Regions from separate parts of the Homo sapiens genome. Here all the other regions are linked to region 1. The links are chromatin contacts, found by Hi-C in ENCODE. All regions are on one chromosome and are shown on one strand. The core of a region is the stretch at or near the end of the contact, and the rest is flanking DNA. Distances in the headings are between cores, read along the strand shown.

The links. A loop is a pair of places that touch in the nucleus more often than their neighbours do. Pooled maps may share reads with other maps.
Region 2: a loop to region 1 is called in a map with no recorded cell type, with 5 times the contacts of the local background. The contact joins two enhancer-like sites. A Hi-C loop is called at or near these places in 7 of 37 single-sample maps with no recorded cell type and 5 of 50 pooled maps.
Region 3: a loop to region 1 is called in a map with no recorded cell type, with 7 times the contacts of the local background. The contact joins two enhancer-like sites. A Hi-C loop is called at or near these places in 4 of 37 single-sample maps with no recorded cell type and 3 of 50 pooled maps.
Region 4: a loop to region 1 is called in a pooled map, with 6 times the contacts of the local background. The contact joins two enhancer-like sites. A Hi-C loop is called at or near these places in 4 of 37 single-sample maps with no recorded cell type and 4 of 50 pooled maps.
Region 5: a map with no recorded cell type shows a loop between it and region 1 (10-fold over the local background). The contact joins two enhancer-like sites. A Hi-C loop is called at or near these places in 4 of 37 single-sample maps with no recorded cell type and 2 of 50 pooled maps.
Region 6: a loop to region 1 is called in a map with no recorded cell type, with 17 times the contacts of the local background. The contact joins two enhancer-like sites. A Hi-C loop is called at or near these places in 5 of 37 single-sample maps with no recorded cell type and 2 of 50 pooled maps.

What each region holds. Positions count from the first base shown.
Region 1 is chr2:9,096,736-9,101,731 of GRCh38, reverse strand. No RefSeq gene overlaps it. Among named protein-coding and RNA genes, the nearest start is that of MBOAT2, 96 kb to the right of the region's middle. Within about 2 kb of position 2,276, at least 2 of the 41 ENCODE cell types and tissues checked have a DNase peak (open chromatin) inside an H3K27ac peak, as active enhancers do.
Region 2 is chr2:8,298,410-8,303,405 of GRCh38, reverse strand. It overlaps LINC00299 (long intergenic non-protein coding RNA 299), which reads left to right. Exons shown (of 9, transcript NR_034135.1): 3 at 3,613-3,730. Among named protein-coding and RNA genes, the nearest start is that of LINC00299, 28 kb to the left of the region's middle. RefSeq lists enhancers at 1,015-1,074, 2,180-2,736. Within about 2 kb of position 1,250, at least 17 of the 41 ENCODE cell types and tissues checked have a DNase peak (open chromatin) inside an H3K27ac peak, as active enhancers do.
Region 3 is chr2:8,475,071-8,480,066 of GRCh38, reverse strand. No RefSeq gene overlaps it. Among named protein-coding and RNA genes, the nearest start is that of LINC01814, 110 kb to the left of the region's middle. RefSeq lists an enhancer at 4,440-4,609. Within about 2 kb of position 2,391, at least 12 of the 41 ENCODE cell types and tissues checked have a DNase peak (open chromatin) inside an H3K27ac peak, as active enhancers do.
Region 4 is chr2:8,513,104-8,518,099 of GRCh38, reverse strand. No RefSeq gene overlaps it. Among named protein-coding and RNA genes, the nearest start is that of LINC01814, 68 kb to the left of the region's middle. RefSeq lists enhancers at 2,643-2,692, 2,893-3,002. Within about 2 kb of position 2,104, at least 14 of the 41 ENCODE cell types and tissues checked have a DNase peak (open chromatin) inside an H3K27ac peak, as active enhancers do.
Region 5 is chr2:9,653,058-9,658,053 of GRCh38, reverse strand. All of the region lies in intron 3 of LOC105373418 (a long non-coding RNA gene), which reads right to left. Among named protein-coding and RNA genes, the nearest start is that of YWHAQ, 25 kb to the right of the region's middle. RefSeq lists enhancers at 1,096-1,265, 1,223-1,724, 1,776-1,875, 2,506-2,745, 3,069-3,178 and 1 more. Within about 2 kb of position 2,438, at least 6 of the 41 ENCODE cell types and tissues checked have a DNase peak (open chromatin) inside an H3K27ac peak, as active enhancers do.
Region 6 is chr2:8,541,414-8,546,409 of GRCh38, reverse strand. No RefSeq gene overlaps it. Among named protein-coding and RNA genes, the nearest start is that of LINC01814, 40 kb to the left of the region's middle. RefSeq lists enhancers at 1,957-2,016, 1,679-2,185, 2,186-2,692, 2,667-2,956, 2,967-3,016 and 3 more and a silencer at 1,157-1,451. Within about 2 kb of position 3,114, at least 27 of the 41 ENCODE cell types and tissues checked have a DNase peak (open chromatin) inside an H3K27ac peak, as active enhancers do.

The DNA of each region.
Region 1 (4,996 bases), core at 1,027-3,526:
CCCTTGCCCTTGGCATTTCTCTATGTACTTGGCACCGTTAGGAGCTGCAGGTAGGCCAGAGTGTGATCATTACCTCCCCAAAGGGAATGAGCAGAGCAGGGTAGAGGAAAATAAGGGGGGGACTTTTTTGGTTTTCAAAAGTCTAGGCCCTTTCATGGGGAACCTTCTGGGTTGAGGGAGATGCTCTGTATATTGTTCAAACTGAGTGCTTAAGATCTGTGCATTTTCTTTTTTTGAGATAGAGTCTCACTCTGTTGCCCAGGCTGGAGTACAGTGGCACAATCTCAACTCACTGCAACCTCCACCTCCCAGGTTTGAGCGATTCTCCTCCCTCAGCCTCTTGAGTAGCTAGGATTACAGGCACGTGCCACCATGCCCAGCTAATTTTTGTATTTTTAGTAGAGACAGAATGTCACTGTGTTGGCCAGGCTGATCTTGAACTCCTGACCTCAAGTGATCTGCCCGCCTCGGCCTCCCAAAGTGCTGGGATTACAGGCATGAGCCACTGCACCCAGCCGCATTTTCTTCTATATAAATGACACCTAAAAACACAAAACAAACACAGGTGTTTAGAGGAACAGAAAGGACTCAGGGCATAGGCAACATATGTAACAGAAAATGTGGGATGAGAAGATATGGTGAAGGGCAAGCCTTTCTCGCCTCCTCCCAGGCGAGGGGTTGGAGAATCAGAATGCAAGAGTGGTGCTTGCATGCTCAGGTTCTAGAGAAAACAGGCTGCGCAGCCCATTCCCCAGGCTGCGTGCCTCAGGGACGTCCCAAATCCCAAAGAAGCTTGGAGGCTCCAACCCTTAGAAGTCATGGCTTCTAGGAGAAGAAATGTTATGATATGCCCAAGTGGACTGAGCCTTTGTCCACCTCCCACCGCGCAGGAGCTGCTGAATCACGCTCCTGGGTCCGAGAGTAACACTGAGAATAACTGAGAGGACAGCGACCAGGGGAGGGCCTTGTGGACAAACTGTGTGGATGCTTGGCTGCAGGTCAGGCGGGACAGCGGAAGTTTCTGTTAATAACACAAGTTGAAACTAGCATGTGAAGATGACGGTGAAGATGAGACGTCCCCTTTCCCAAAGCTCAGAACTATGTAATGCTTGCCACCATCACCCTGCCCCTGGAACTTACCTAGAACCCCAGAGAAAAGAAGACAGGGGAACTCCAATATGACTGAGATTAGTAGTGAATGCCCCAGGAGAGGGAGCTAGTAATATAGAAAAATAAAGTCATATTTTTTGCATAGTTATTTTTATTATTATTTTTTTTGAGACAGGGTCTCATTCTGTTGCCCAGGCTGGAGTGCAGAGGCATGATCATGGCTTACTGCAACCTTGACCTCCTAGGCTCAAGTGATCCTCCCATCTCAGCCTCCCTAGTAGCTGGGACCACAGGTGTGCACCACCATGTCCAGCTAATTTTTTTATTTTTAGTAGAGATGGGGTCTCACTATGTTGTCCAGGCTGGTCTCCAAGTCCTAAGCTCAAGTGATTCTCCCACCTCCCAAAGTGTTGGGATTACAGGCGTAAGCCACCACACCTGGCATGCATATTCATGTTTGATTTCTGAGAGTTGCACCACTTCACAAAATTTTCTTAGCTATAGTTTCAAATCATGTAATCTACAGAGAGGGTCTCTGCAAGGTCCTAAAAGTGCTCTTAGAATGCACACAATTAATTTTAAATGGAAGCCTGAATGCTACATGAAGCGTTTTCAGAGTTAAGAAAGAGGTGTTTCCATTAAGTATGTTTGCCATCTAAAAGTCTTGGTAATGACCTTCTGTATTTCTTTGTGATACTTGCTTCAACCTAACACAATGGTTTTATAATCTAGGACTTTGAGGACTGTGTATTATTACCCTAGATTTTCTTAATTAATGGAAGTATCTTGGAACATTTGCTTCCTCTATAGGAACATCCTTTCTTTTCCTATCCCAAGCCTCTCCCAGGAACCATTGCTGAACTTGTCTTCCCTAGGGAGGGCTAATGACAGAAGATGCCTGCTGGCTGCCCACCGCAATGCCTGGGCCAGTTTCCAGCTGCCGAAGACCCTTCTTCAGCATATTATGTTGGTTGATGTCAATGTCAGGGGAACGGGGCATGTGACAGGAGAACGGTGTAGGGGCAGCCCTGGATCAACCATTAGAGAATCTTGCAAAGATCAAAAACAAACACACAAAAGGAGCCGAATCATTTAAAAGTCTTAGTCACACAAACGAAACCAACCCACAGCAAAGCAACCAAGCCGAACACCAAGGTCAGGAGCACGGCTTGTTGGTTAAAGCAGCTGCAAGTGTGGCTGTCTGTGCTCTGCCTGTGGAGAAGTCACCCACCCACTCTGAATCTGTGTTCTCCCCTTCAAAATGGACACGAATCACATCCTCCTCCTAGTGTGATTACAAGGGTTAAATGAGGAAAGCACTTTGTGTCTAGAATTACTTAAGGGAGGAAGACATTTTGTGTCTAAAACTACTTAAGGATGTAAGGAGAATACCAAGAGCCAGACCAGATTTGTTTTCTGTGATTTTAGGGGTGTTAAGCCCCTTCCCTTCAGGTGTCAGTTAACCCTTTAGAAGTCCCTCTGGGGGGGAGATATTTTGGGGGTAGCCATTCCAACTGCTTTGGAAAATCTGGTCTTCAAGTGTTTCATTTATATGGAAAAGGGGATCTTATTTCTAAATATCTTCAAGCTTCTGGCTTTTGTTCTCATCCATTCATTCAACACACATTCTCTCACCGGTCTGGGACCACGGAGCCTCCATTTGTTAAACTATCCCTGTCCCAGACTCTGAAACCCACTGAGTCCTCAACAAGAGGTGTATAGGGAGGCCCAGGCCAGCCCTGCTCAGTGTCAGCGCCCTTGAAGGGCCAGAGATCTGGCCCACGCTCCAGTCCAGGAGGCCAGCACTGCCCACGCCGGTCGGGAGGTGACTACATACAAATTCTGACCGGCAACATCACGAAGCACAAAGTGGGGACGCCAGGGTCAGCTTTAGAGCCCTCGGCTGTGCTTGGGGCCAGAGCCAAGAAAGCAAAGGACCTACTGCTGGGTGTGGGGAGGAGAGGGAAGGTGCCTGCACTGAGCACAGACCCCCTGGTCAGCTGCAGGTGTGCCATGTGGGAGAGGGTCAGCCTCGCCCAGACACAGAGGTTTGGGGCCCACCCTCAGTGGGGAGTCTTGCAACTGATCCTCCTTTGACCTTGACACTGTACTTCTCCAAGAACTGGCTTGTGATGGTCCTACTGCTCCCCCAAAGGGCTGCCTGTTCGGTCCCTGGGTCCCTCTTTTCCCTGTGCCTTTCCTGATACTGGTGTATGTGCCCAGAAACCTGTCAGCTACCATCGGCCTTATCCCTGTTTGGACAAATTCCCAGGATCCTGGTTTTGTTCTGACTAATGAGACTTATGTCTTGCCCCCTGTGGACAGATTTCCAGGCTTCAGATCCTCTGGTGAGTCCCTGCCTCCTGGACCCACCATCAGGGTTGTCCTGGGCTCACAGTTCCACCATCCCACCGCCCCACGTTTGTGGTTTATTCCTCGCACGCCCCGTTAGTCCCGTGCACAGAGCTCACTGCTCTTGCCCTTTATAACTCTGAACACAACTGTGTATCTGTGCTTATTATTCAGGTCTTTCCTACTAAACCGTCCACTTCCTGAGAACAAGGGCTAATGTCAATTCTCTTTTCTCTACTGTTGATTTCTTAGTGCCTAGTACAAAGAACATTTGTTGAATGAGTGAATGGATAATCATGAGTAAATTAATGTACATCCACCCTTATTTTCTAAAAAGTAATGGTAGGCAGCTTCCTTGCACATCTATTATTTTCCTTGATTGTTGGACAACCAAGGGTTAGAATCCTTTAAAGATGAGAGAATAGAGGCCCAGAGTGTTCATGATTCCACAGGCATAAGGCTACAAGGCATGGACTAGCCATTGTAACCCCTGCAGGCAAGTCTTGGGGGTGGGCAGACACACACACACACACACAAATACACACATCACATATACATATACACATATATATACACATACACACAAATACACACATCACATATACATATACACATATATACACATACACGCAAATACACATACACACACAAATACATCACATACATACACATACATATACACATACACAAATACATAGATATACAGACACACACACACGCACGTGTGCACGTGGAGAGGATGGAATGGGCTGGGCACGCATGCAGGCCACTGTACTATAAATAGTGGCAGTCATGACCCTCCCCACAGCTCTGGGAGATGCTTGTGGAGCAGGGAGCATTGAGCTTGACATTCTTGACATTTCGGTGTCCACAAACCATGGTGACCACGTAATCACAGTCGCAACACAGTCCCCGGGGGCTGCTGGACAGGCTGAAGTCTTGTTGGGGAAGTTTCTGGGCACTTGGAGAAGGGGCCCTGCCAGTCCCACAGCCTCCCTGGGGGCTTCCAGGCTCCCCCTGCCTCCCTGCCACCCAGTCCCCACTGAGTCTGCCAGGCCTTCCCTCCGACTGATCACCAAAAGGCCGTTTTCCATATCTGCGTCTCACGCAGCTGTGCAGGTAGAATACCAACAAGAACCCCGCTCCTTCAGGGATAATGGGAAAGTTCATGTGGCTTAAGTCGCTCTCCCTGGCCTGCTCGCCCTCCGAGAAGAGGGCGTGGGTGGTCTTTAGCTCCTGGCACTCCGGCTCCGCTGAGCCCCTGCCCCCACCCCTGCTGGCACAGCTGGCCCTGCAGCAGCCCCTGCCACTGCGCCCCCACCCTCCCGCTCCACACCCGGCTTCTGAGCCTGCTCAGAGCCCTCGGCTTTGGTGTCTGTTGCCACCCTCCCCGCCCTTGACCTGAAGACCCTCTCAGTCAGAGTAGCAGGGTCATCCTTGGGGAGGCAGTGGGAGGTCATCTCCGTGTGCCTGTCCTGGCCCAAGTGTCACCTGCTTGGGCACTTTCTGGGCATATCAGAGCCGCCTCAGCACG
Region 2 (4,996 bases), core at 1-2,500, 800 kb after region 1:
ACCTTTTGGTGCTACCATGCTATGCATTGAGGGTCCAGGATGTGTAAGGCACTAGCACAGCACCTGAGATATTTTTGAGTGGTGGGGCAGAGAATGTGGTACAAAAAGATGAATGAGGCTGGATGCAGTGGCTCACGCCTGTAATCACAGTGCTTTGGGAGGCTGAGTGGGGAGTATTGCTTGAGGCCAGGAGTTTGAGACAGCACTGAGGGTCCAGGATGTGTAAGGCACTAGTACAGCACCTGAGATATTTCTGAGTGGTGGGACAGAGAATATGGTACAAAAAGATGAATGAGACTGGATGCAGTGGCTCACGCCTGTAATCACAGTGCTTTGGGAGGCTGAGGGGGGAGGATCGCTTGAGGCCAGGAGTTTGAGACCAGCCTGGTCAACACAGCAAGATTCTGTTTCTTACATTAAAAACAGCAACAACAACAACAACAACAACAACAACAAACAACCACCCATGAACAAGATCTAAGGAGTGCAGGGAAGGCAGTGGGTGCCTCTCAGCACACAGTGAGGCTGGTGCGCTGAGAGGTTTCCCCTCATTGGGATTTCTTTGTTCTCTTTGCTATTCCTCCCATTCAAGCAACCCTTTCTCTGCTCTTCCCTAGGTAAGGGGTGTGAGAGCAGAAAGACAAGCAGTCCTCTTTCGGCTGCAGTGACCATTGGGGTGCTCTGCCCAGGTCTCCCCGCTAGCTGCAGTGACAGTTGATGATGGCCATGGCAGAGCCCGCACTGGATGCCCCCTCCTGCTGCAGGGAATGGCCTCTTTTCAGGTCATATCCCCCAGGTTCTGAAACTGACCGAGGAAGGAACGCAAAGGCTCGGCCCTCTTGCCTCAACTTGGGACAACTCTGATGGGCCGTCCCAGCTCGAGAGCGCCACTTAGGATTGGCTGGGGGTGGCTCCAAGTGTAGCCTCGTTGCAGCCAGCTTCAGCTTCTGCAGCATCCTGCCTTTCTCACTTCTTTACAGGAGAATCTCCCGAGAACACCCTCTGATCAGCACTCTGCATGCAATTTCCATCTCAGACTCTGTTTCTAGGAAGACTTTCAGGCAGCTGACACTGGACGTGGTTGTGAGTTGCAGGCCCTAATGAAAAATTGGAGAGGAAGCAGGTGGCCGGCTGATGAAATGATAACCAGAAGGCCTGTGGGCTTGGGTGGCTGAGGCTGAGGCTACTGAGTGTTGAAGAGAGAGAGGCAGAGGCGCAGGATGACTCATCACTGGTTTCAGGCAAACTGTGAAAGCCAGAGCACTTCCTTGGCAGCATTTAAGAAAACCCCGATGATCTGCAGCTGGAAGGCAGGTTGGCTGGAGGACCAGTCTGAACCCTGAGTAGGTTAAGTTCTCAGTCCTTCAGACACAGGGCTCTAATGGGAAAGAGGTGAGACCCTTACACTTAGGGTGGGAGCCCTGGACAGTTGGGAACCCTGAACACTTACATGCCCCTGAGTCCCCTGGGCCTGCAGAAATGGCCTATTTCTCATGTCATGTAGAAGATTGTAGACTGCTTGAACCTGGGAGGCGGAGCTTGCAGTGAGCCCAGATTGCACCATTGCACTCCAGCCTGGGCAACAGAGCGAGACTCGGTCAAAAAAAAAAAAAAAAAAAAGCAAGACTTTCCTTTTCTGAAGATCATACAGAGGTCTCAAATGAGGTAGGTATCATACAAGACAATGCTTGACCCATCAGGATCTACCCTCATCTTTCCTGTTGGCAAAACCAAAGAATAACAAGAACCAAATCTCAGCACAGCCCGACTGGGGATGAGCTGGGCTGGCTTGGCCAAAAGGGGATATCAGGTGAAGGAGCTGTGGGGTCGAGCTAATATGTTGCAGAGGACCTGGGAATATATTCATGGGATTGGATCAAAGAGTGTAGATATAAAATCGAATAAGGTTGAGTTTATTGAGAGGGAGCAATCTAGGTGGTACAGGATTAAGCATCTTGGTCAAGATCCCTGGAGAGAATGCTAAGACTCAACTCAGATGTTGCTTAAAAGCCTAGAGAAAGCAGTGACCCACACTCAGGCAGATGGTGGAGAGAGGGACCAAATGGCTCAGAGAAGTGGCCATGCTGGAGTGGACATGCTAGCATCCATGGTGCTGACTATCTTCACGAGATGGCCTGGAGGACTTCCCATGTACAAAGGAATGCACTGGTGAGAGTGGCCCCAAAGTCACTGAGCTCAGGAATGGCTGTGCTCTATGTGCCAGAGCTGATGACAGATGATGAAATCACAGAACTGGCTCCTGGTAGCAACGGGGATGACAGGATCCTGGGATTACAAAGGCCAGGTGGTATGCTCACCATTGGATGCAAGGCAGAGGCCATGATCACAATGAGAGGCAAGATCAGTGGGGCACCCAGGGGGTTCCTGCCCTGCAGAGAGCTCTCAATAGGCTCATTGTTTTAGGAAGGAGATAGATGGGCACCCAACAAGGGCAATGCTTAATTTCTACAAGAAAGCACGTGTGGATTACCAGGAGGTACAAAAGTCAGGATCTTTTGCCTAGTTTCTTGAATGGAGCTAATTCTCAGCCCCAGAATCTGTTGACTGAAGGAGGAGCAGAGCTCTTCCCAGGAAGGATGGTACCATATTACAGCAGGTGCATTCAGCAATAATTCCCCCACTTCTCTCCTAAAGGTATCTAGGACATTTATTTAGGCAAATGCACACTGGGGAAAGACGAATGCCTTAGCTTTTCAAGGACTATTAAGCTAACATTGATATTTGGAGACCCAAGATGCTACCATAGCCCTCCTATTAGACTGGAGACCAGGAAGGCAGGTAATAAATGGAATCTTTTTTCAAGCCTAGCTCACATTCTTCATTTCCCTGGTTCTCTAGTATAATAGGAGTGAATGGCAGGTTCATTGGCAGAACCTGCACGTTGGCTCCTTGGCCTAGAATAAAAGATGTTGTAGTGGGGTAGGCCTCTTCCCCTACGAGATCGTAAACCACAGATATGACCACATCTTGCGTTGATGGCAGGAATGTCAGACATGAGTGTTACCCTCAAAGACTTAAAGGATGCAGGGGCTGTGGCCCTTGCCATAGCCTCATTTAATTCACCATGGTGGCTGCCCCTCACACAGACCTGGTGGGCCATGATGGGGGACAGTAAATATCCATACAGCGAGTCAAGTCATATCTCCACCTGCAGTGGCTGTGCCAAGCATGGAACTTTTGCTAGACAAGATTAAACGGAGTCTTTGGCCTCTCTAAGGAAGCTATTGACTTGGTGAACTGTTGTTTTTCATCCTTGAACAAAGGAGGATCAGAAGCAGTTCACATTGACCTGGAACAAACAAAGAATACTTTTATGGTCCCATTCCTGGTCCATGTGAACTCTCTCACTTTGTTGCTTAAAAAAATTCTTATTTATGGTTTATTTTGCATATTTGTTTCTAAAACAGACTCCTCATATAATAAATAAAATCATAATATTTTGATAATGGTAGAGACTAAATCATACAGTTTGTTGATTTTATATTTTTAAGTGCATCTTTAGTTTTTAAATGAGGCAAATTTCAGTTGTCTCTGAGGAGCTTAGAATTATCCAGTTATTTTTTAAGCATGCTAACTTTTGTTGTTTTTTAGTCTGAAGTCACCTGCCCTATCTGGACATTCCATAGACTACCACTTTTACCCACGACTTCGATGTGGCATGCTCATTGGACCAGATAAGCAAGCAGTGGCAAGTGGATTGGAGGTCTTGGTAAGCCACATGCATAGCGAGGCTGGGAGGTCAGCCCTGTGAAGACTTAGAGGCCTTCCACATTGGTGGAGTTTTTAGGGACTTAACAGGAGAGTCCCTCCAAAGTAAAGAGAGATTGCACTTCATACCTCCTCCCATTAAAGAGGTAGCACAGTGCTGAGGTGCCTCTTTAGCTTCTGGAGGAAGCATAGTTGGCCCTCGTGAACACATTTTGAACCCATTTTCTGGGTGGTGTGGAAGGCTGTCATCTTTGATTGGGACCCAGAAAGAAAAGCATTCTCAGTAGGTCCAGGTGATGATGGTGAAAGTAACCTTGTCATTTGTGCCATACGACCTGGACAACTGTATGGTACTCTGTGGCATTTATGGTGTGGTGTGGCAGAACTTGACGGCACTGCATGCACGTATGATACATCACAGAGGTATGGAAGGGACATCATGTGGAGCTCATGGCAAGCCCTGGGATAATCACTGCACTCCTGGCATTCTGGAGAAAGGCCATGCCATCAGCACCAAAGAATACATCATTTGAGAAGTGGCTCCTGGTGTGCTTCTCAGCCCTGATAGAGATGAAGCATTTCATCATGCGAGGTTGAGTAACCACATGGCTGGGCTGGTTTCTGTCAGACTCAATTGCTTATACACTTGGGTGGGCCCAACAGAAGGGGAAGTAGGATATCTAGGACTGAACATGAGCAGGGCCAGAGAGAACAAGGAAGTTGCACAAATGGTTTGCTTGGCCCTCAGGTCATCCACCACTCTTGTTCTGCTCTTTCTCCATCTGCTTACACTGATCGCCTTCTCTCAGGCCAGGATGGCTTGATTCATTGGCGCATGTGCATTTAATATGGATTGCAGGCAGCAACACTCAGGGATGGCCCTGGGAGACAGCAGTGAGGGGAAGTCTTCTGATGCACTTCCATCTGGGGAGGTCCTCTGGTCATCCACTGTGTAGGGAAAGTGAGGTGGCCTGAGGTAAGCATATGTGCCCTGTGACATTTATGGCAAGGCTCATGGGCAGTAGGATGTTAGAAAAAGAGAAAGATTGGAACACAAGAGACAAGGAAGTCTGGGGCAGGGGCCTGTGGATGGACCTATCAGGGTGAGTGCAGGGTGTGAAGATCTGGGTATCACATGGTGATCACCAGCAAAGAGCACTCACTGTGGAAGGGGCAGAAACAACCACATAGGCGACTTGGCTGATGGACATTAGTGAGCCTGTCATTGTCTCACCCAGTGCAGGAACAATGGATGCCCTAGTTGCAG
Region 3 (4,996 bases), core at 1,142-3,641, 620 kb after region 1:
TAGACACTGGCCCCAAAGCAGTCTCTGGCCTTGGTGTCATGTCAGAACTGAGTGACAGCCCACCCCTAACTTCAGGGCAGGCTGGGCAGTGAGGAGTGAAATTATCAAGACTGGCTTAGACAGAGGATCAGGACCCATCGCCTGGGGCTGCTGGACCCATGGCTTTTCTGAACCCAAATGGGCTTCTTCCAGTAAGATACGACAGAGGAGTGGACACTGAGTAAGCAACAAAGAGTGTATATCACGAGCTGCCAAGGGGCTGAGGGGAGAGGAATGGTTTACATAAATAAGGCAGGTGGGATTTTTGAACCTCTCCTGGAAGTTTAAGGAGGGAGGTTTGGGGCCTGGAATACTTTTGATAAAAATAAAGCCAGAGCAAAGTGAAAACCACAGCAGAGCTCCCATCTGAGCTGGTGCTGGTGTCCAGAGCTGAATCCCACAGTCTCTGCTGCCAGCCTGTGTTCTACTGCTGAGCCAGGTCCTCTAACGTGATAGGGTTGTCATTGAGTCTCTCCAGAACAGGCTGGCGAGCGTGGTAGATTATCTCTCCAGTCAACTAGACCACTGATAAGAGGGCTCGACTTCCCTGTCGGAGCTCGTAAGGCAGGCGTGGCATTTCCCTTGCTTTCCTCTGGCCTCCCTTCATGCTTCCTTTGCTTTCCTTGCCTGCCTGGGCCATGGGGACAGCTCTGTTCACGTCTCCTCCTCTCCAGACATGTGCCTCTAGCGCAGTGCAATCCGATAAAAATGGAACGTGAGCCACGTAGGTCACTTCAAACTATCTAGCAGCCACGTTTTAAAAAGGAAAAGAAATGCATGGAAATAAAAATGATTTTAGTTAATCCATATATTAAAATATAATTTTAACATAGATTCAATAAGATTCAATAGAAACATGATTAAGATATTTTACACTTTTTTCATAAGAAGATTTTGAAGCCTGGTGTGTATTTTACACTTTACGTATTTCAATTCATATTAGTCAAATTTTGAGCAATCAATAGACACATGTGGCTAGTGGCACCATCGTGGAGGGTACTGGAGAGTACACGTGTAGAAGACAGATACCATGATATTCATCTCTTTATCTCCAGGACCTGACCAACAGTGGACCCTTCATAAGTACTTAATGAATAAATATGAACACGCTGCTAGAAACGGGCCTTTTTCAAACATAGGTATTGGCTGGGGGTGGAGGTGGGGGCAGAACAGAAAACCCTGGAACACTGTACTTGGTAATACAGAGCATGGACTTACATTCTCACACCTTGGGTAGGGCTGCATCAGCAGCTGACCCAGATACCTTGGAATTCCTTAGCTTCTTTCTGTCTCTGTTTCCTCATCTGTAAAAAGAGATAGCGACACCTGTCTTGCAAGATGCTGGGAAGATTAAATGAATAGGCGTACACCAAGTGCTAAGTACCCGACATGCCCATAAGCACTGAAGAAGCAGTAGCCACAGTTACTTTAAACCAGAGATTCTGTCAGTCATATGGACAACTCATACTTTAGTAGCAGCAGGATGGTTTGGCCAGGGCTTTCGTGCTGGTCCTGAAGTTGGCTGTGTCCCAGTGGTAGGACTCTTGTGGTATAGATTTTCTCATTTTGGGAGCACTCTTGACAAGGGGTCACGAAGCAATTTGTGGTGTTTGTCTTTTTGGCTGTAGCTGTGGAAAGTCATGTGCCAACCCTGGGGCTTAGGGTTTAGTCAGCAAGGGCACGTGTGGAATGAGGGGGGCCCTACTCTGGGAGCCCATAGTACCCCCCAAGCCTGAGGGCTCAGCTTCCCGTGGGAGCCTGGGCTGACTTAGGGCAGCCAGGCCCCTTCAGAGCAGGGTGAAGACCTGGACCCCGCTGCCTGCTGTCTGTGCCCCCTCGGCCATCCTCGTATGCTCCGCCCCTCTACCCTGTCCTTTGGACGCCCCCTGACTTTTTCCCCTAAATTGACTGAATTGAAATTTACTTGTTTGAAACAATAGAAACCACGTGTTTCCTGATCATACCTAGCTTTGAAAACAGAAAGTGGGCAAAACAAGCCAGGCGCATAGTGGCATTGAGAAAGGCAAAGGCTAACTTCATTAAAAAGCTTCTTTGTGGTATCAGGCAGGAAGTGAAACAGCTTTAAATGGCAAACATTTCTCAATCATTTAATGCACCAGTAAGCTTGGCATTCTTTCTCCTTTGTCCCCTTAAAGAAAAAGAGAGCCCAGATATAACTCAGATGAGGAGGGGGAGGGCCCGATCCTGTGTGTTGGAGGAGTTCCCTGGAGCATTGGTCCTCACCCCCATGAAGCTTCACGGGAGGACCAATGTCAGACGTGGGTGCAGAGGACAGTGCAGTTTCTCTTGTGTGGCTGAGCCTGGGCCACCCCGGATGGATCGCTGACTTCTTGTTGGTGCCACTCACCAGCTAGTTCTCTCAAATCTGTTACCATCAGAAGCCCGGTAAATGGCAAACTTTCCTTGTTAACATGTAGGTCCATTTCCTGGGGATAGTGAAACCCCAGTCCCCACAGGTAGCATTGACCTCTGTTGCCAAATGCCATTATCCTGGTGTCCACTGCATGTTAGGCTCTTTCCACAGAAACCAAAAACACAGACAAGTGTGATAGGCTGAATCCTTTCTTGAAGAAAAAAATTGCACGTACATATTGAATAGCAAACCAATCAAAATGAAAAGGAAAACCAGAAGATGGATGCCACTGATACACGCTTGCTTAGTTGCACTTTTTAAGATTCATTTATAGATGTCAAATAGGATATGAACACATGGAGGTGTGCAGTAAATACTCCTTAATTGATGAAAAGGCAGACATATATGTGAAGATTTTTAGGGAAATACTTTTTTGGGGAAATAGCAGCCAGTTTAAGTTGGTAACATAAATGGTGCCAGATGAAATCATATTGACTGAGACCAAAGTCCAGCCAATATGAAATCGCTCTCAAATGTAATGACTTTAGCATAAAAATTCTGAGTGGTTTCCCACATCTCGTTAACCTTTGTACTGCTCTGCAGCCGTAGGGGCCAGGCATTCTCATAGGGCACTAAGGAAGTGAGAGGTGTGCCTTAAGGTGTGGCTGTAACTCACATTTCTTTTTTTTTTTTTTTTTTTTTTTTGAGACGGAGTCTCGCTCTGTTGCCCAGGCCGGACTGCGGACTGCAGTGGCGCAATCTCGGCTCACTGCAAGCTCCGCTTCCCGGGTTCACGCCATTCTCCTGCCTCAGCCTCCCGAGTAGCTGGGACTACAGGCGCCCGCCACCGCGCCCGGCTAATTTTTTGTATTTTTAGTAGAGACGGGGTTTCACCTTGTTAGCCAGGATGGTCTCGATCTCCTGACCTCATGATCCACCCGCCTCGGCCTCCCAAAGTGCTGGGATTACAGGCTGTAACTCACATTTCTGGACTTCCATTATCATCCTGTCTAATCCTATCATCACCCTGCTGCATCTGGCAAAATCCCCCTGTTCTTGAGCCTCCAAGTGGGTGAATTGGCTCCCATATCACCTCATTCCTGCTGTTGGCACAGGGCTAGTCCACGGTGTCGCAACTGTTTGTTTAGTGTCTGTCTTTCCCATACAAGCTCCTCCAGGGCACAGATCCAGAATTATACACCCCAACATCCCAGTAACTCCCACAGTGTCTGGTAGGTAATAGTTTAATAAAAGCTGGTTGAATGAAAGAGCAGGTACATTCTTTGGTGTTCAGAGTTATTAATTCCGTTTGTTGTTGGTGTTTTCTTGTGGTAGATTTCGAGTCTTGCTTCTCATAGTTATTTTTTTTTCCTAAGATATGTAATGAAGGCAGACTTCTCACCTTGCAAAAGGTTAGTCCCATTTCTAAAGCAATTTTATGGGCTCCTTTGAGAGTCTGGAAATGTCTCCTATATCTCTCGGGAGAATCCTAGGTGAGGGGTTGGCAAATGTAGCTGCAAACCAAAAGAGCTTGCCCTTGGAGTTAAGTGGAAAGGGCGTTGTGTCCCTTCTCTTTTAATTTCAGTCCCTGTCATTGTCATTTGTCTGGCAGGGAGCTCTGCAGGCTGGGAAAGCCTGATTTTCTCCTCTCTGAGCTCCTTGTAGCCGGATCCAGTTTGTGATTTTCCCTCATTGATTTTTCCTGCTTAAATGTAGTTGAAACAACCTTTTTGAATATGGAAAAAGGTTTTAGCACGGTCCAAACAGCTAGCAGGTGACAGCCGTTATACTGACGTGTGCTGCGCTGATTTTAGGGAAGTATTTATTTTTTTTTTAAGAGCCCTGACAATAAGTGGCTGCTTTTTCAGGTGGTGCTATTGCAGAAATGTTACAAACAATGGCTACTTGTGGAGCCTAACATCACTTCTTTGGCTTACATTTCTACAGAAATTGCTCACAGGCCTATAGCCTGGTTGATGCTCTTCCTTGTTTCAATTCATCTGATTATTCTAATGTACATCAGACCTACGGTCCCCTGTCTGATGAAGCCCCAACCGTTAAGGGGAAGTATTTGTCATCTCAGCACCTGGTTTCAGGAACAAAGTACTCACCTCCTGGCCACGTAAGCTATTTCAAAATAACCTTTGTTCAGGGATCCCGGAGGGCTCAGTGCAGTCCCGACTGTCCTGCAAACTGGTTGAGTGACGGGGTTGGGGAATTCAGGTGAGCAGGACTTCCACGGTTGCCATGGAGACCATCAATCATTTGAGGAAGCCTGCTGGGGGGAGTTGGGTGAGAAACCACGAGAAAAAATCATCCACCTTTTAACGATTTGTTAGCACCTAATGCAGCCATTAGGCCTGCACTTTTGGAAGTGTTTATTTGGAGCACTTGATTCTGGAAGTAGAAGGAAAGCTAAACATTGTAACTTCCTTTGGCAAATGCATCTAATTTGTGCATCAGAGATCTCTCACAATTCTTTAAGGGCCCTCAGCGCCTGAGGCTAATTAGGGCAGGGGGTGGTGCTCTTTTCCATGGTGGGCCCATTGGGCCATATACACACCTTGCAGGCTGCAGGGGTTC
Region 4 (4,996 bases), core at 855-3,354, 580 kb after region 1:
GTCCAGGCAGGTGCAGGGATGTCAGGGGATGCCCCTGGAGTGTTGCAATAGCCTCCTGGGAGTACTTTCTAAAAGCATGGCTGAGCCAGGCCGGCATGGGCTTGTGGGAGTAGGTGATTCCGGGTCTCCTGCCTCCAGGGCCTGTCATGAGGACTCCACAGAAAGTGACTCCACAACAGTGGGACTCAATGAGCACCTTTGGGAACTTATCCCCACCTCACCTTTAACATTAAAAAAAAAAATCACATCAAAACAGAGTGGCAAACTGGTAAAAAGTACAGATACTGGAGCCCCACTGCCTGCACCCAGGCTGCAGGAATTTCTAGCAGTGTGATACTCAGGACACTAGGCAACTTGCTTCTCTCCCCCACCTCAGTTTCCCCATCTGTAAGATGCTGATGATGGCGGCTGACAGTGCCCATCTTGTAAGGTTGCCACGAGGATCAAATAATTTTATATATATATATATATATATATATTTTTTTTTTTAGACCGAGTCTTGCTCTGTCACCCAGGCTGGAGTACTGGGGCATGATCTCAGCTCACTGCAACCTCCACTTCCCAGGTTCAGGTGATCCTCCTGCCTCAGCTCCCCCAAATAGCTGGGATTACAGGCATGTGCCACCACACACAGCTAATTTTTGTATTTTTGTAGAGATGGGGTTTCACCCTGTTGCCCAGGCTGGTCTCGAACTCCTGAGCTCAAGTGATCCACCTGCCTCGGCCTCCCAAGTGCTAGGATTATAGGACTGAGCTACCGCGCCTTGCGATTATAGATACTCTTAATCACACATGCTGGGAACAGTCCCTAGCAGGTGTGGAAATCAATAAATATAAGCTACTAGAGTATTATCTGTATTAAAGTGGGTGGTCTCTGAATACGGGTGCTCCTTCAAGCCTTTTGCGGGGTGGCTTGTTTGGAGGGAGGCTTTACTTGCCGTTCTGCCTCCCAGCCAAGCTGCTCCGTGTTGGACCTGTGCAGGCAACGAGGGGCTGAAATGGTGCTTAATGGCAGCATGGCGTGTCCTTTACTCCAGGCTGTACGCGGGCAGCTCCGAGATCTCCATTTCTGAGCCTCTTGCTCCACTGTAGACTTGGGAACTACTGCTTCTGCTCCCCCAGGTGCATCACCGTCTACGGGAGGAGGATGCTGAGGGGCAGTAGGACTTGGACCTGCCTTGGTGTGACTGGCCTTGGAATTCCAGATGTGCCACTTCCAAGCTCTGTGACACAGAGCAGGTTACTTCACCTCTCTGAGCCTTGGTCGTTATTGTTGATTGCTCAATGAGCATTTATTGAGCACCTCCTTTGTGTGGAGTTCTATTTTAGGTGTGAGAATTAATAGATTCACATAGCCACTAGTCACTGTTACTTAGACATGGCTCTGGGCCTGAGAGAACGTGAAATCTATTAGGGAAAAGATCACTAAATTGATGATGGTCAAGCGTGCACAAGAGTGGGAAAAGGTCCTGGAAGGCTCTCCAAAGGACGGGCTGCATTTCAGGGAGAGATGGGAAGCAGCCTGCGGGATCGGGGTACCCTGGAAGGGTGTGTGAGGGGTGGAGGGTGAAGGTGAGGAGGCAGGTGGCACAGCTGTAAAAATGACACAGTGTGAATGCGTGGGGCTCAGGGCAGGCACGCCAGCTCCCAAAGTGTAGGGCCATGCACTATGTTATGTGGTTTAAGCAGATAACTCATTTCATCCTCATAAATCCTCTGAACTAGTCACAGTATTTGTAACTCAATGTTACAAATTACAAGTAATGATAAACCACAGCCTGCCCGAAGGTCACAGAGCCAGGACATGCAGCATGGGCAGTAGGTGGGCTCCACTCTGAGCCCTAGGCTTCACCACAAGGCTCTGCTGCCTCCTACTGTGTCTTCCTTTCTTCCTGCCATGTTGGAGGAACTCAACTGGGAACCACTAGCCGCAGTCCTGAATGGGCCCTTTCTTCCCATGAGGACACCTGGCTGGAGGTTGGGGCCCAGAGGAAGTGGAGCGACAGCAGGTGTAGAATGGTTTCTGTTTGCTTCTCAGTTCTGAAGTGTTTCCTCTGATAACATTCACAGACAGCAGCTCTGCTGGACAGTTACTGCCCACCTGGAGGGCTTGAGGTGCTCTGTGTGGGGAGGTGGAGGAGGGGAAGGGGAGGAGGAGGAGGAGGGGAAAGGGAGGAGCAGGAGGAAGAGGAGGGGGAGAAGGAGGAAGACCTTGAGGAGGAGGAAGATAGGGAAGAGGAAGGGAGGAAGGAGAGGGAGGAGGGGGAGGAGGGGGAGGAGGGTGGATAAAGAGGAGCAGGAGGCAGCCATGCCCAGTGCCTGAGCAGGACCTGAGTGTGCTGTTCCTGAAGGTATTAGGAACCTCGAGCTTTCTACACCCCAGCTTCCTTTGGGTTGAGGTGTTCCTGAGACATTCACAGTGTCAAGGGCAGCCCTCCTTCGTGACGCAGGGGACGAGATACCATCGGAACAGGAGTATATTTAGAAGACAGGAAACCAGCCCTCCAGCTTGCCCTTGATTTTACAGCCAGCGTTTTAGCCTTGTGAGCACCCCCGGAATTGACTGAGGCTGCAGGGCACTGTGAGAGGCCCTGCAGCCACCCATGTGGCCTCTTCCCCTTTTCTCCTCTCTGCCTCTTGGCCTCTCTGCTGTCTCTCTTTCTGTTTCTATGCTGTGCTGGCTTTGCTGGGGTTGTCCCAAAGTGATGGGGGAGAAATGACATTTTACTTGGAACTGAGTCATTTTGCTGGATTTTTTCAGCTGCGTTCCTGATTAGTAAACCTGTTTCAAGAATGGGAAAATGCACGGGGCTATTTTTAAGTGTTCTCAGCACCAGTGTCCCTAATTCCTAGAACAGACATCAATTGCTTTTCTAGTCTCAAATGCAGATAAACATGCGGCAGCGACATGACCTTTAGCAAAGTAGACTTGCCTACCAACAGTTTGCTCATCTGTAAAATGGGGCTCACACACCCTACCTCATGGGCAGAGGAAGAAATGAGACAATGAGCACCTGACCCCCCACACAGTGCATATTGCCTATGGGTGTTTAATGTGCTGAAGGTTCCTCTGGTGGTTTTTTTCTGGATGAAACTGTGCCAAGACCAGCCCCAGGGGAACTGGTGAATCCCCTGGTGTGCTAAATACAGGTGTGTTTCTTAGTTTAAAATCCGCCTTTGGTCGGCTACTGGAGGAATCATACTGAAACTTGTACTTAAATCATCAGCTGGGAGAAAAGTTGGTAACTCCTGCTCAGTAAATAAACATTTGCCAAGCCCTCCCGTGCTAGCTCTGCACAGACAGATGGAGAGGGAAAGGGAGGTCACACAGCTCTGCCTGAGAGCCTCCATGAAGGGAAGGAGGTGAGCACAGAAATGAGGACCAGGCAGTGAGAATTGTGGGATGGGGATGGGGTGCCTGGCTCTACTAGGGGAGTTTGGAAATGGCTTATCTGCAGGTCTCATTATCCATGGTTGAAAGCTAGAGGACACTCCAAAATGCAGCAGTAGTGGAAAGACTGGGGCACCATACGCTGTGAGGAATACGTGACCTTCCAAGAATGAAACACATTTATGTGGCTAATTTAAATGACAGCCGTGATCAATTTAGTGTCTGTTGAGTGCTAGACATCGTGCCCAGTGGTTTGCATGTACCTCCTCATGGGATCTTCACAGCAGCTCTGTGGGGCTGGTACTGTCCTCATCTCCAGATTACAGATGGGGCCAAGATACTTGCTCAAGGTTGGACAGTTAAGAGACAGCAGAGTGGGGTTTGAATGAGATCTGTGTGACTTGAAGTTGGCTCTGCCTGTGCTGGCACCTGGCTTCCCTGCTCAGAGGATGGGCTCACCCTTCTCCCCTGGCCCATGCCAGCAGTGAGGGAGGCATCCTAGGTTCCCTGGTCTCTCTTGCTACCATGTCCAAGCAATGTTGAGTCCGAGCTATCCCGCCTCCCTCAGCGCCATCCTAATTCTGCTTCTCATCCCCTCCCCGCTGCCCCACATGGGTCCCGCCTCACCCTCTGTCTCCTGGCCTCCTGCAGGAGCAACCTAGGTGGTCTCCTTCTGGCTGTTCCTCCTCAAACCCATGCCTTCGTGGCTGTCAGTGAGCCCTATAAAATGCAGTGGCACGTCCCTCTCCAGGGTACCCACCTTCAGGACCTCCCTACTCCCACACTCTTGGGACATGTCTGTCTCCACCTCAGCATCCCCAGTGGGCCCTGCCTGCCCCTCCAGCCTCCTCTGGAAGGATCCCGGCCCCCTGCTTCGTGCCCAGGACCGTGAAGCTGTTCAGGGTCTTGCTCAGGCCAGGCCAGCTCCCCTCTTCATGCTGTCCCCACCTCCAGCTCCTTCCTTTCCCTTTGCCTGGTGGCTCCTGCTGTGAGACTCAGCCCTGGCACATTTCTTCCAAGAAGCCCTTCCAGACGCTCTCCTCCCAAACTTCCCGTGAAACTCTATGGGTATCCCGGTTCCACTGGGTCTTTCTCATGACACGGGAGTCTCTTTCCATCTTTTTTCATCTCTGTGCCCTCGCACATCTCACACTTGACACCTGACATTGGAATGCACAAACAAGACAGATTCACATCAAATCTGGATTCGACAGCTGACCAGCCAGGCTTTGTCCCTCATTCTTTCTTTTTTCTTTCTGAGGCAGAGTCTCACTCTGTCGCCCAGGCTGGAGTGCAGTGGTGCAATCTCGGCTCAATGCAACTTCCATCTCTGGAGTTAAATGATTCTCCTGCCTCAACCTCCCGAGTAGCTGGGATTTCAGGCATGTGCCACTACACCTGGCCATTTTTTGTATTTTTAGTAGAGACAGGGTTTCACCATGTTGGCCAGGCTGGTCTCCAACTCCTGACCTCAGGTGATCTGACCACCTCGGCCTCCCAGAGTGCTGGGATTACAGGCATGAGCCACCATGCCCGGCTTGTCCCCCATTCTATTTGTGCCTTGGTTTTCACCACGGGGAATGGGAACAGCAATGCCTGCCTCCT
Region 5 (4,996 bases), core at 1,189-3,688, 560 kb before region 1:
CTACCCTCTGTGAGCAGAAGGTGGAGGGACAAAGAGGAGTTAAGTCCTCAAGCCTTGCGTGCAGTTAAGAAACAATACCACACCACCCCTGGAGGCCACCTCGCAGCAGTGATTAACCAACTTCCATGGCAGTAACATTGACAGTGAGTGCTGGATGGAGTCTGCACTGGAGAAGAGAGAAAAGGTGTGGGGCTTCACACCTTCCCCCATTCTGGAGCCTACAGCTTAATCGCCTGTATTAAAACCTTCCTTCTAAACCCTCATTTTTATAAAATCCAATTTGATTTCTGATTCTTAACATTCCTGTACGTTCAGTCAGCTAATACACTTAAATACTGTTATTAGTGTTTTGAGAACTCCTAGAAGAAGCAGAATTGGGTGGTTAGGGGTTGAACAGAGAGGCAGGAGAGAAGTAGAAACTTTGTTTTGGGAAGGCTGGAAGTGGGAAAGTTAGGTCAGAATTCCACAGGGCCTTGGCATCGGGCTCATGCCTAACAGGAAGGAGGAAGCAAGCTCTCAAGATGGGGTTAGGGTCCCATTAGTTTCTGCAAAGCTTTGCACAGAGTCATGTGGTACCCCCGGCCTGGGGCCAAGGGCACTGAGCAGGTTCTCCTGCAAGTGCCGTTCGAGCCAAAGTGATCAGGAAGAGCTTCTTCCATCAAGGACACCCAGGCAACTCTGTCTCTGATCCCCAGACTGAAAGGGGGGGAGTCATCACAGTTCAACTTAGTTAAACATTTTTGAACTTGACTGTGTGTCAGGCCACACACTGGCCCTGGAGCTACGGAGACCAAGTAGGCACTTTCTCTTTGTCAAGGTTCTTTGATTGTAAACAACAGAAGCGACCTCCGGATGTGAGAGAACTCACAGTCCTAATGGAAAAGCTGAAGAACCAAGCTTCAGAGAGGACAGACACCAGAGGAGCTCTGGGGACTTAGGGGACAGAAGCCATAGCATAGGCTCCAGTCATGTTCAGCCTTTTTGTCACCCCACTCAAATCCAGATACCGGGGAAGAGACTTCTAGAGGGACCATCAGAAGCATGCTTGGTGGCAGATGTGCTACCCCTCAATAAGAAAGGTGTTTTGTTTATTTGGTTTTTGTTTTGAGATGGAGTCTTGCTCTGTCTTCTAGGCTCACTGCAACCTCTGCCTCCCAGGCTCAAGTGATTTTCGTGCCTCAGCACCCCAAGTAGCTGGGACTACAGGCGTGCACCACCACACGCAGCTAATTTTTGTATTTTTAGCAGAGATGGGGTTTCGCCATGTTGGCCAGGATGGTCTCAAACTCCCGACCTCAAGTCTATCCGCCGATCTCGACCTCCTGAAGTGCTGGGATTACAGGCGTGAGCCACCGTGCGCAGCCAATAAGAAAGTTTTTAAAAAGGGAAGTCATTATCCACTCCTCTCAGTCAGATGCATTGGCTTCTGGCTGTCTGGGTTGTCTAGAAGCAGATTCCGTGCAGGCTGAGCACAGCAGGGAAAGGGCTCCGTTAGATGGGGGTTGAGTCTTTGTTTCACACTGACTCATCCCTGCATCCTGAGGCTGTTGACTGTGTAGACTCAGCCCTGGCATAGGTGAACTGGGGTCAGGCCTGTGGTTCTCACTTGTAAATCTGAGATAATCTATAAATGGTTTTCTCTCTGGTTTTCTTTCCCAGTAGAAGCGGTTCTTTTGTTTTGTTTCTTGTTCTTTGTTTTGTTTTTTTTGTTTTTTTTTGGAGACAGAGTCTCACACTGTCACCCAGGCTGGAGTGCAATGGTGCAATCTCGGCCCACTGCAACCTCCGCCTCCGGGTTCAAGCGATTCTCCTGCCTCAGCCTCCTGAGTAGATGGGACTATAAGCGCACGCCACCACGACCAGCTAATTTTTTATATTTTTAGCAGAGACAGTATTTCACTATGTTGGCCAGGCTGGTCTCGAACTCCTGACTTCATGATCTGCCCACCTCAGCCTCCTAAAGTGCTGGGATTACAGGCATGAGCCACCACACCCAGCCTAGTAGAAGCAGTTCTTACAGAAAAGTTTCTATTTGCAAGAGAGGTGACTCAAAACTTGATAATTGATTTTGTTTTGCTGTAAATGTCTTTAAACATTTTTAAAAACCCTCTAGAACTTTGGAGGGGGAGGCTTCCCTGCCTGGGGCTGCAGACTGTGGTGGGGGCTGCCAGTCACATCAGTGGGGGCTGGGCACACCCAGGACCCTCCAAGGGCTCATTTCTTACCCCAGGGTCAGGGTAAGCATCTTTGGTGACCACAGTCAAGGTGGGCTGGAGCCATAGGTTCTATTTTATTCTGAAACATGCCTGTGAAGTGCACCCGGCCTGGGGAGTTGGAATTACTCATGCCCAGTCAGTCAGCTACTGAAGATAAAAATCAGAACAAAAACTAAAGATGCTTGGGGTTGTGGCGTGGTTGAATAGCTAAGTCACACTTCATCTTCTTCCACTCTCAGCTCAAAGATCGAAGGAAGACCAGAGTCTGACAGTCATCGAGTCTGACGCACTCCCACTGCAGCAAAAGTTTGAATTCCCCTCTCCAGCATTCTGGCCACCGAGTGGTCCCTGCTGTCCTTGAGGGTCTTTGGTGACAAGGAACTCACCTTCCAGGGAAGCCTCTTCCACCCTGGGACAATTCAGATTATGAAAGGACACTCAGATACAGAGCTGAAACTCTCTACCTAATTGTTCCTTTTGGGTTTCACAGAAAAAAAGAAAAAAAAATTTTTTTTTGAGACAGGGTCTGGCTCTGTCACCCAGGCTGGAGTGCAGTGGCATGCTGTCAGCTCACTGCAACCTCCGCCTCTCTGGCTCAAGCAATTCTCGGGCCTCAGCCTCCCAAGCTGGGACTACAGGCACACCCCACCCCACCCAGCTGATTTGTTGTATTTTCAGTAGAGATGGGGTTTCGCCATGTTGGCCAGCCTGGTCTCGAACTCCTGGCCTCAAGTTGATCTGCCCACCTCAGCCTCCCAAAGTTCTGGGATTACAGTTGTGAGCCACCATGCCTGGCTGGGAAAAAATTTTTTTTGTTCTTCTTTCAATGGACAGTTCTTCGAATATCTGATAACAGTTTTCAGAGTCTCCTCCAAGCTATAGCCTCAGTCCTTCAGGTAACCCCTGTGACGTGTCTCGAACCTCCCCAGCAGCCCTAGTGGCTCCCTCTGCATGCAGTCCAGGCTGTCCCCATCTCTCTTAAAGCCTGTGAGCACAAAAGTCCAGTTTTCCGGGTAAGCAGCCTGTGGCTGCTAATACTGCATGGTGCTTGGCATCACGTAGGCAGCCATAGCACTGTGGAAGAAAGGAGAGAAGTGGAGTAGAGAAGACAGGAGGGAGAGTGGGAAAGAAAGGGAAGATGAAAGAAAAGGAAGGAGGGAGGGTAGATGGCTTTCAGCCAACATCTGCATGTCACTTCTAGCAGAGTTGCTGCTGTTGCCGTCTCCCCTGCCTGGGCTGGGCTGGACTGGGCTGTCCCAGACCCTGTCCCCAGATGCCCCCACAAACTTGCTGCTATTCAAAAGGCTGGCTCTCATGGAGTCCTCAGCATACCTGCTCCTGCTCCTTCTCCTGGAGAACTGGGCCCTGGAGAGAGCACAGCACACAGAGGCAGCTAGGAAAGCTGACAGCCTCCCCGCCCCATTCAGCACCGTACCCCAGTACTTAGAGCTGGGGCCCCAGGAGGGATGCAGAGGTCCAAGTTTGGGCTCCAGAAGCTGCTGGCCCAAGGCAGTCAGTGGCTGCTCTGGTTCCAGTTGTGTACACACTTCAGAACTCACCCCCAAGCTTCCACAGCACTTTCTAGGGCCAAGAGAAAACAGACAGGAAGATGTAGTGGAATGATGACCAGGTGCATTTTCACTAACAGGACACTTTCGTACTCATGATCTCATTCAGTCTCACTGGGACCTTTATCTTCTCATTTCACGTATATATAAGCAAAGGATCAGAGAGGCTTGCCCAAGGTTAATCTCAGTATCATTCAGAGAACTATAGTTCTATAGAGTCACACACACACAACGCAATCTCTATCTCACATCATTCTCTCCTCTCCCCAGTCCTAGTACATAGATGTTGTTCTTACTTTCAGAGATAGAAACTGACGACCAGAGATTTAGGTTAGCGGCCCAAGGTCACACAGCTAGTGACTATCTCAGAATAAAACTCCTGGTTGTTCAGGCTAACATCCATGCTGTGTCCACTTGATTTATATGGGAGGTTTCCTCCCATACAAATAAAACACCCCATTGAGATAACAATACGAATAATCTGTATGAAAAGTCTGTTCTGTTCTGTTCTTACGCTAACTCCTTAGTCTGTAGAAACAAAGCAGTTCACAGACACCCAATAGAAGCAATGAAAGCATCTCCCATTGTCTTTTCCACCACGTGCTCCTAAGAGGAAAACTGATGGGCCAACAAAGATTGGCCCCAAGCACGGAATCTCCATGAAAGAACAATGCTTTTTTAAAAAGGCATCATAAGCAGAATACAAAATTATAGGTTCACTGTGTTACCACGGAGGAGGATGAAATGCATATGGAAATAGACAAAGGCTGGAAGGGAAATGCAAACATTCAATCAGTCCAATGGCAAAGGGATGGTTTATTTTTCTTTCTTAAAAATGTATTTAATGACTTTATCATATTTGTGCAATAACAAAAAAGACTCTCATATAATGCACAAATATTCATAATCTGAAATACAGAAGACCTCCAAGCAGTGGTATAAACCTAAGCTGCAGCTGCCGGAGTCCCTGGGATATTGCTGCTTGGTTGACCATGTTCGACCTTGACCAGTTCCGTTAACAGTCACCATAGAGATGGAGAAGAGAGAGAGGCGGAGCAGTCTTTCCACCATGCAGTCTGGCTGACTGCTTGTTACTATAACATTTTGAATACAGACTGTTCCCTACATCTCTGTTTTTGTAGAGCCTTGTCTTCAAGTCAGAGTTCATTAAATTCTGCTGACTTCCCAGAGCACCTACTATGTGCTGGGCCC
Region 6 (4,996 bases), core at 1,865-4,364, 560 kb after region 1:
TGGTTGTTAGACAGTTACCAGCACACCACACGCTTGTCCATACAGAACACCAAGGTGGGCTCAGTGCAAACCCTCCACCTCTGACAAACCTTCTGCCTTGGGCGAGCCACTGAGGACCCGTGGCTCCCTTAGAGCTCCCTCACCCTGCCCTGCAGTTGGGAGAGTCTCCACCCCTCAAAGGCCACAGTGACCTGGCCTCCGATTTGCTGATCCCCGGCAGGGCGGGCGGCAGGAGGGCGGGAAGGTGGCCTGCCATGCCTGGGAGCCCTGGCTGCTGGGCTGGACGGAGTGAGACTCCCCACCTGCTGTCCCTGCCCCGGCTTCCCTCCTGTCACCCCCTTCCCTCCACATCAACGCAGCAGCAGCAAGAGGCGACGCTCCAGACCCCGACTTTCAGAGTGATCACCTCTACATGTCAAAGTGCAGCATGGTTTAAAGGAAGATGAAGGGACGTATTAAAAAGGGAAGAAGGGGCCAAGGGCTCTCTCGGGCCTCAGGGACAACCCAGGCAGGGCTGTGGGCTTCCTTCACAGAGCACCTCCGGGTGCTCGGCTTTGCCCTAGAGAAGGTGGGGCTTTCCGTCCATTTTACAGATAAGGAAACTGAGGCACAGAAAGAGGAAGTGACCTGCCCCAGAACACACATCGGTGAGGGGCGGACTCCAGAGGCTCCAGGACTCACTCTTGTGTTCCTGTAGGGCCCGGGGAGAGAGAGAGATTGACTCAGAACCAAAAGTTGTTTCCGCCCCCTGTTAGGGAGCCACATTTCCCGACTTCCAGGATGAAGAAAGGCTTTTCCTGGACTGACTGAGAGGCTGACAGGGTGGTGGACGGCTGGTGTTCTGGCATCTCGGTTTCCCAGCCGGCTCCCATGCGGCAACCGGGAGGGTTCTGTGGCTTCATTGTCATCTTCATCATCGTGGCAGGGCCTGCTTGGGCCCGTATCTGCCACCTGCCTGGTCTAGGCCAGGCACGACGTGGGTGCTGAGGCGTCTCCTCTCCACCTCCTGGGCTTGGCCGCTGTGGCTGGTGTCTGGGCCCCTTGTCCCAACCTCCAGCCTGCAGTGCCCACTCCCACGTGAAAGACTGGCTCGTACATTTCCCCATTCAGCTGATGGTGAGTGCTGCGCTATTTTAAGCCCACATGGAAGTACTTTTTTTTTTTTTTTATAAGGACCATCTGCTACCGGCCCCAGCCCAGATGATACAGTTAGAGCCTACCCACAGCATCCTCCCCGCCTTCAGACAGTTCCAGGAACAGGGGTGAGTCACGCCCAGCTGAACTCCCGTCTAGCTCACCCGAGAGCTGGACCGGGCGCCAGCAGAGGGGGCTGCGCACGCTCCGTGGAGCAGGTGCACTCTGCCACCTCCGAGAGATGGGAAGGGGACCCTCACCCTCTGTCCCAGCTGTGCCCTGCTCCCTGTGAGGGACCAAGGCCTGGGTCACAAGTTCAATAGCAGATGCTGCTTCTTGTCACAGCAGCTTGTCCCACAGCAGGCCACACAGAAGCCACCCTGTTCTGGCTGCCCCTGGAAGCACCTTGGGTCTGCCTTGGTGCAGAGAGGGTGGGTCCCCCTTGCTGGGCTGCTTGGGATGGTGTCCTGGGTGGACATGCAGCTTGGGCCACTGGGAAGATGCGATTAAACACTGACCACCCCATTTTCTTTCTGGGTGAAGCATCAGGGCCCAGGCAAGCCTCCTCCACTGTGCTCACTCCCCCTCTCTCCTCTGACCCCTTCTCTCCTCTTCCCATCTCAGCACCTAGCGGCACGCTGTGAGCAGAGGTCGTCGGGGCAGAGACCCCAGTCAGACTTTGAATCTGGGCTCTGCCCCTCATAGGTGGATAGGTGGTGGAACCCAGGGCCAGGCCTATTTAATCCTGAGCCTCCCTTTGCACATCCGTAAAATGGGGATAGTCTTAGCTGCCTCCTAGGGTATGTGAACAGGAGTGGGATGATGCATGGAAGGATCCAGCATGCCACCTGGCTGATACTTTCTCCTCACTAGGGATTCTGAAGGGCCCGCCCTTGGCATTGGCTGAAACGCGGTGGGAGTATTGAAAACGCTGGACCTGTAACTCCACAGAGAAGCGCCTCCCCACCTCAACACCAGCACTGTTCTCAATGTGTGGTGGCCTCTCCCTGCCTGAGAGCTGGTCATTTTGGCTTCAGGGAGCCGGGTGAGGCAATGCACGGCCAGCAGGTCATTTGACCTCAACAGCGCAGGCTCTGCCGGCTGCGATTCCATCACCCCTGGACTAGCAGAACCACTGCCTTTGCAGGAGTCTCAAAGGCCTGGGCTTTTGGGGGTGCTTCTCCGCCACTCCTGACTGCTTCTTTCCCTTCGGGGGCCGTGGCTGGTGCCTGCTGCGGGGTCATTGCGTGACGCGAGCACCGCAGCATCTCAGGTGCACGCGCCCTTCGATGGCCCTGAGGTGCCCGGGAGCAGGCGAGGGCCGAGTCTTAACAGCTCCACTTCCTGTCCCCGAGTCTATCTGCCACTGCTCTGTAGAGTCCTACAGTTTATCTGTGGTCAGTTTTCTTACCCATTTCCTGCCAGCTGCTACTGGTTTTTTAGTCAGCTCTGACAGCTACGGTAATTGGGAAAGGACGCAGGCTGCTGGGGCCGGGTGATTCACCAGCTCTGGCCAACAGGGACAAGGAGCACAGACGGAGGCACCCCGTCGGTCCCCCAGGGCCTGGTCCCCCAGGCTTCAATGAGTGAGACACAGAAAAGACCCAGGGGCACACTCATTGTGAACCGAAAGCTGATCTCTGTGCACGCGCGCGTGCATGTGACATAAGGGAATTTTTTTTTTTTGAATGTGCCAGAGCCAATATAAATGGTTTCATGTTTTGAGAAGTCAGAACATAACTCCAGGCTGAGTGAGGCCCCTCTCCCGGGGAGCCCCATGTTTTCTCTGAGGTGTAACTGCGGTGAGTTGTCTGTGCCTCAGATTAGGATACTGGAGTCACACTTAACATTTTATTTCATGGCATTTCCAAAAACGAAGGGAAAACCCCCATTGCAGCAAATGACTCCTCCAAATAGAAAACTTTGTGTCTGTTTTGTAAATGCTGTGGAAGGGAGTTTTGGAGCTGCCTCACTGTCAGTCATCGCCCAGCCAGGTGCCTTTGGTTGCTGAGTGTTGCACTCAGGGGTGGGCTGCTGGCTGCCGAGCAGTGCCCCTCAGAGGCGGGGGCAGGACCAGCCACACAGCCTCACCTGTCTGGGCCTCTGGAGCCAGCGCCTCCGAGTTTTACCTGACTCTCCGGGTGGCCCTGTTGCCTACTCTAGTGTGAGAAGCACCTCTCTAGACTTTACTGGAAGCTAATATTAATTTTATTGATAGCCGTGGGTTATGGAGCATGAAAATGATCCTCCAATGCAGAATGAAATGACCCACTTCACACAGATTTACTGCCTTCCTCCCAGGCACCAGGATCTGTGCTGGGCACAGCAAGGGACCACCTGGCCTCGGGAGCTAAGGGCTCTGTCTCCAGGGGTCCCAGTCTGGAGAAGGTGGGTAAAGCAAACAAGGAAGCCTCCTAATAAGAAGTTCCCTAATCAGACATGGACTTTGCTGCCAGGAGCACCCAGTGGGGCCAGCCTGGGGCCCAGGGAGGTAAGCAGAAGGGGCTCACTGTAGTAGTAGGTGAGACACAAACAGTTTCATCCATGGGTAGGAAATAGATGAGGGGGAGGGAGAGAGTTAGGAGATGGTCATGGAGATTGCGGGTGCTAAGAATGGCCTTGGTGGGTTTGGGGTCATCCCTGCTCTGACACTGTACAGCACAGTCAGCTTGAACCAGTCCCTGACCTCTCTAAGGATCAGTTTTCTCATCCATGCAATGGGTTTAATGATAGTTCCTTTTGTGATTGTTGTGATACTTCAATGAGAGAATAATGCAAAGTGCTTAGTGCAGCCCTCACTAAGCTCAGTAAGGAGGGTGACTGCATCTGAGGGCAGTGGGAGCCACTGAGGGGGTTTCAGCCGGTGAGTGACGGGAGCAGATTTTTTTTTCTTGAATAATTCCTGGAAATGCTTTGATCATTTAGGCCAGCAGAGGCTCTTGGTTGAGCATGAGACGCATGAACCATTAAGATTGCAGGATATAATCATGTGCAAATTTTAGACAATACCTGAAATCCTAAAATGCATTTCCTTTTTCCCATCGCCATAGTTTTGGATCCTAAAATCAACCAAAAGCAGAATCTGACCACTTTCCAAAGCAATGGTCCTTTAGATTGAGAACAAAATCGTGGAACAGCGCTTCATTTTTCCCGTCTCAAGAAGTCACAAGGCCCAGAATGCAAGAAAATCATGGCTTTTCGATGACCAGGCCTTGTTGGAATGGCTGAGAAGCTCCTCAGCCCCGACCAGGTGCAGTGACTGCATTCGGCTCTCACGGAGCAGGTCTGAGTGGAGCCAGGATTTGCTCTGTTCAAAGATAAAAACCACTGGAGAGGGAAGCAGCAGATCACAGGGAGCGATCTCAATCCTATAGGGGCCTGCTCCGGGGTGTTTTGCACGAGGCTCCATGTTAAATAAGCCTCCATTCGAGCGCAGCCTCAGGACGGCCATCCTTCATTCCTCTCAGTCACACACCTTCCACTTCAGGATGGCCATCCTTCATTCCTCCCAGTCATGCACCTTCCACTGCCTGGTTCTCTGAGCGCTTCCGTCTAGCGGGAGAGACGCCTTCGACCAATAATTGCACATAGGTCTGGATGATGCCCAGCCACAGTCACTCCTCTAAAAGCAAGGAACTTGCTTCTGCAGAGTCAAACGGAGCTCACGTGAGGTTCCTGGAGGCACTGAGGTTTCTTTCTAGTCTCCTGTTTTGCACAGACCTTTTTCTTACTGAGCAATTCACTATCTGCTGGCTTCGGAAGAGGTGGATTGGGTTTCAGGTGGGGGCACCAAGAAGCAGCCAGATGTCCAAATTTGGAGGCAACTCAGGCCACCCAAGTGCCTGCACAGGAAAATGTATGC